2 separate regions of the Homo sapiens genome follow, and region 2 is linked to region 1. Evidence: chromatin contacts called from ENCODE Hi-C or POLR2A ChIA-PET data. All regions are on one chromosome and are shown on one strand. The core of a region is the stretch at or near the end of the contact, and the rest is flanking DNA. Distances in the headings are between cores, read along the strand shown. Region 1 holds the start of DDC-AS1 (DDC antisense RNA 1). Region 2 has its middle 44 kb from the start of GRB10.

What was found. A loop is a pair of places that touch in the nucleus more often than their neighbours do. ChIA-PET counts read pairs that join two places held with the same protein, here RNA polymerase II (POLR2A). Pooled maps may share reads with other maps.
Region 2: a loop to region 1 is called in a pooled map, with 5 times the contacts of the local background. The contact joins the enhancer-like site here to the promoter of DDC-AS1 in region 1. A Hi-C loop is called at or near these places in 1 of 168 maps with a recorded cell type or tissue (PC-9) and 6 of 50 pooled maps. POLR2A ChIA-PET finds 5 or more read pairs at or near these places in 1 of 52 experiments (activated CD4-positive, alpha-beta T cell).

Annotation. Positions count from the first base shown.
Region 1 is chr7:50,530,474-50,533,042 of GRCh38, reverse strand. It overlaps DDC-AS1 (DDC antisense RNA 1), which reads right to left and starts at 1,284. Exons shown (of 5, transcript NR_033845.1): 1 at 1,161-1,284. The region is part of intron 4 of DDC (dopa decarboxylase); the gene reads left to right. RefSeq lists enhancers at 635-1,834, 2,194-2,363, 2,212-2,381.
Region 2 is chr7:50,825,655-50,828,223 of GRCh38, reverse strand. No RefSeq gene overlaps it. Among named protein-coding and RNA genes, the nearest start is that of GRB10, 44 kb to the right of the region's middle. RefSeq lists an enhancer at 626-1,825. Within about 2 kb of position 1,268, at least 2 of the 41 ENCODE cell types and tissues checked have a DNase peak (open chromatin) inside an H3K27ac peak, as active enhancers do.

The sequences.
Region 1 (2,569 bases), core at 35-2,534:
TAAATATATAAATAATACCTAAGATATTTGTGTTGCATCAAATTTTCCATTCTTATAAAAAAAATTTTGGAGGACACCCTTTAGGATGAAGTGCAACAATCTTCCAAGATGATCACCTTCCTCCTAGGACTCTCCTGGCTGTATTCATGTTTAACATTCATGCTCCCCACTAAATCCAAATGGAACAAAACAAAAATTGAAGCATTTCTAGGTCATTGCATCTTATAACAAAAACAATTTCATATTCAATTTTTTCAGCAGATGATTCCTCTAATTATATACTCCTCAAAAAAATCTTATCAATCCCTCATAATATAAGCTGTGTCTATTATAATAAGAGCTACTTTTCATTGAATAGCAATTATGAGCTTGGCTATGTTTTAGCCTATGTCTTGTGCTTTGTGTTATTGTCTTCATCCTCAAAGTATTTATGAAGATTGATTGGATTATGGACAATCTTTTTCATGGATGAGGATATTGAGTCCCAGAAAGTTAGTAGAACATGCATAGCAGCAAAAGTGAATTAAAGCCAAGGCTAGTAGGAAAGACAACCAGAGTTATGACTGTTACACCAGCTCATCCCTGACCATAGGCTTGGGTTGGTGTCCAGAGATGTGCATGCTACTATGGGCTGCATTTTCGTTTCATTAAAGACAACCTCATTTTTGAGAGACCATACAAGTCTTTAGCATTTGGGTAGGAATATTCCTGGCATCTCTCAGCCCCCGCTTTAACACAATCTTCCTGTGAGCCCAATCCACTCAGTTTTTTTCTGGATGAAAGGAAGAAATGGGATCTGTGTTTGCCACCGGAAGCTCACCCTTCTCAGCAGACAAGGCTGATTGTCTGTAATTGGTGAGGCCCCAAAGAGCACAGGAGCCTGGTGACAGCCTGTGAGCCAGCCTGCATTATTGATCCCCTCAGAGCTGTAATCACAGCTGTGGGCGTCAGCGCAGTGATGCGTGTCTGAGTCAAATGGCAAACTGTTGTTGTGAGGCTGGACAAATGTGGTCTGGGAAAATGGTCTCTTAATTGGGTTTTAAAGTTCTTGTGGAAGAAAAGACAATTTTTTGCTTCGAAAAAAACTGAAGATGAAAGGACATTTCTGCTCACGGCATCAGCAGCCAGAAGCGTCAGACCTTACCAGCATCCCCTCCTACCTCCTGAGCAGGCTTGCCATGGCAACCTTTGTCTGCTGCTATCGCACAGAGCCATCGTTCCTGCTCTGTACCACATGTCACCCTCCCCGTGCTTCTCTCCGCGAAGATCTGCTGCCAGCAAAGTGCAGAGAGCTCCACCTGACATCATGCTTGAGGCCACCAGGCCACCCTGGTGGCATCGGGGTGGTGTGGTTCTAGATGTGCTACTGACGATTTGCTCCTTCAGGCTTTTAAAACATCATTTTGTTGACTTAAGAAGGTGAATTTTCTCTTAGGACATGAACTAAGCTCCCCCATCCCCCCCCAGAGAAAAGCCATAATGAGTTGTCATGGTGATTCAGGTGATTCATGGTGACTCATTTCATTAGAATGTTCAGAGAATGAACACCTGCGTTCCAACGCTTCAAGCAGAGGGTAGAATTTAGCCGGGGAAGCTGCAGTCACGCCTGCTTGTCAAGCATCAGAACAGGGAATTGTGCCTTCCACCAGGCTTTTCATGTTACATTTCCAATGAGAATGGGTGGGACATGACAAACAAAATGTGTGTGGGGGCAGATAGGGGGACAGGAGGAAATCAGGGACAGGAATGATGGGGTACATAGGAGAAGTGTAAGTAAGGTACAATGCCTGCTCTCAGGGAGCCTGGGTTTCCTGGGATGGCTGATTTAGCTTTGCCAGCCAAAATTGGTTTCTCCCCTTCTCTCTCCTCTGGCCAAGGTTTGTAAACCTGGCCTAAAACAATGTCTAAAATCATTGCTCATGAAAATATAGCCTGAAGGAAATAAAGTACCCATTTTAGATGCTGAATTAAGAGACGCATATATCTGTATATTTGAACCCATCCATTAGTGCTACAGAAACATGAATAAATGTATTTATCTTTCAATATTACTGTCCCACCAAAGGATGTGGGTTGGCTCAAAAGAATAAGTAAAAGTAGTGTCAAGGCAAAGTCAAAATGAGAAATCAGGGTCAATGAAGAGAGCATCAAATGTTAAGAAGAGAGGTTAGCATTTCTACTTAATTATTTTATTATATATTTCTCTGTAAAAACCTATCATGTTATAAACTTTTTCAGAGTCAACAAGAACCTACCTTCTTTTATTTGCCCTTTCTAATGTCCTTTCATACTGGTCGGTAGATGGGTTTCTTCTACGACTTACTTAAGAGGGAAGGTGCTCGCTGCCCCTACCTTTCTAGGCCCATGGCACCCTAAAAAGCGCAGGCGTGGGCTCACTCCTAACCGTGCCCTACCTAGCTGCTGATTTGGGGCAAGTTAGTGAACCTCTCTGCACATCTGTTTCCCCACCTGAAGATGATAAAACACAAAAATGGGATTATTTTTACAACTTAAATGGGATAACATAGCAGGCCCTGAATCCATTAGTTTGCCAGGGGTTCCCTAACAA
Region 2 (2,569 bases), core at 19-2,518, 300 kb before region 1:
TGATTTTGCCCAGGTGTAGGCTAATGTCAGTGTTCTGAGAATGTTTTAGTCTCAGCTACAATGCTCAGTAGGTTAGGTGTATTAAATGCATTTTCAACTCACTATATTTTCAACTTATGATGGATTTATTGGGAAGTAGCTCCATTGTAAGTTCAGGAGCATCTGTATTTATACTTAGATTTGTGCAAAAATTCATTAAAAATCTGTGTAATTTTGCATAAAGCATAAATCAAGGGTGATTACTAGATTCTAAAAAGTAGTCTTCTGAAGTGCTTTTAAAGTTTGATTTGTTTCAATCAGCATAATGGGTGTGTCTAGGTCAAGTGTGAGGATTATATTTTGGTGTCCATCGAAGTAGGTGGGGTGTAAATTCTATGAAGGGCCGGACTGGCAGAAAGATGTGGTCCTCATGCTAGGTACTTCATGTAGTCATATGCACAATGAGCTTAAAAAGCAATTGGAGTGTCTTGGTCCATGTAGGTGGAACATTGAAGAGTGTCAAGAAGAGCTGGATGGGAGGTGCTGTCATACAGGCAGGGCTCTCTCTCAAGGTCAGCTCTGCCTCCTGTTGTATTGGCTTCTTCTGAAGGCAAGTTCTCTCATGAAGTGGGGAAGATGGCCACCACCAGCTTCCCAGTTTAGCAGCACAGGGAAAGTGAAACTCTCCTTCCCAACATACACATAGCCACCTCAAGGGAGGCCCTCCTGGCCCTGTGGAAATGCATACCCTTTGCATCAGTCCTTCCTCCTGTGGCCCACTGGGGGTGGTGTGCTGATGGACAACCTAGGACCACAAGGGATGGGGAGATGAGTTCTTCCAGGGATGGGGGATCCTGGACAGACCAAACAATAAAAGTCCCCTGTGTCATGCATCCTCATACAATCCTATGGCTGAATTAATAACTGAATTAAGGGAAATTCCAGATCAGCCTGAAGCATCCTGTAGCATCAGAGGACATGCTTTAAAAAATAGGAACACATCAAAAGCACACAGGAGTCATCCTGAAACAGTACCCAATGGCCAAAGCTGGAACAATCCATGAGTCTATGCCAATATAAGTAAACATGTGAATAAGCAAATACATAGGGAAAAAGAGACAAATCTTTCTCACAGAAGCACCACAAGTAATACAGGGGAGCATTGATGCAGCCACTTCTCCAGGAGGTGGGGCTTCATTGCTCTCCTAGTGAGTGTGGACTGGACCTGGTGACTCACTTCCTCTAGAAGGGTATGGAAAGAGAAAAATAGCAACTTCACAATGCAGTAATCTAGCGGATGCCACCACAACCAAGGGCTCAAGGTTAACATCACCAGACTTGAGTCATGGTGAAGTCATGTGCCCCCGAGGCGAGGCAATGAGAAGGGCACTTCACCCCATGGCACTCACCCCCAAAACATAACCCCAATCGATCACAGAAAACATCAGCCGAACTCAAAGCGATGCACATCATCCAGAATGCCTGATCAGCACTCCTCCAAAGGGTGATGGTCTTGAAAAAGAAACAAAGTCCCAGAAATGGGCATAGATGGGAGGAGATTAAGGAGACAGCCTAAATGCACTGTGGGATCCCGGATGGAATCCTGGAACAGAAAAGAGGCATGAGTGAAAAAAACTGGTGAAATACAAAAAAAGTCTGGAGTTTAGTTAGTAGTATTGTGCCAGTGTTAATTTCATAGTTGTGACAAACATGCTGCGGATATGTAAGATGTTAACAATTACAGGAAACTGGATGGAGAGTATAGGGAAACTCCCTGTATTATCTTTACAGCTTTTCTCTAAATCTAAAATTATTCCAAAATAAAAAGTTTGAGAAATTAACAGTGATTACCCATTCCATACTAGGCACTGATTTAAGGGCTATGCATATATTAACTTTTAAAAATCTTAACAATAACATTGAGGTATCTGCTATTATGATTACCACGCTAATTTTATGGATGAGGCTACCAAATCTGAGAGGTTTAGCGACTATCTATAGTCACGTGGTTCTGAGTGTGTGATTAGCGCCTAGGCAGTTTGGTTCTAAAGCCTGTAATCTGCAATCTTTAACTCTACATAACAAACTTTCAAGGAAGAGTTAATATCTGCACATTGTTTTTCCTCTTGAACACCCTTACCTTAGGAGAAAAACCTGTTCTGGTCTGCACAGCTCACAGGGGGTTCCCCTCCACTTATTCCCTTTGCATACACCTTCCTAAGACACAGGCTTTCAGATTGCAAGTGTTCCTAATCCCTAATACCCAGGCCCCACAATACTGAAAATTTCCAGAAAAGAAATGGAGTCAGCTTAGAAAAGAGAATTGAGAGAGAAAGAACCAACAAAAGGGAAATAATAAAATTTAGTGGGGGAAAGTATGAAAAGCAGTGCAAACTTGATTCCCTTACCAGAGTAACTCAGGGATTGAGGAGAAATGGCTTGCTGCCTTAGGTGTTGGTTAGAGACCCCAAATCACCCACGAGAAAAGTGCAGTGGGCCTTCAGCCTCCTGCTTTCACTCACGAAAAGCACCTGTTTTCTGCTCTGATAGAGATCAGTGAATACCAGCCACTGAATGACTCTCACGTGAT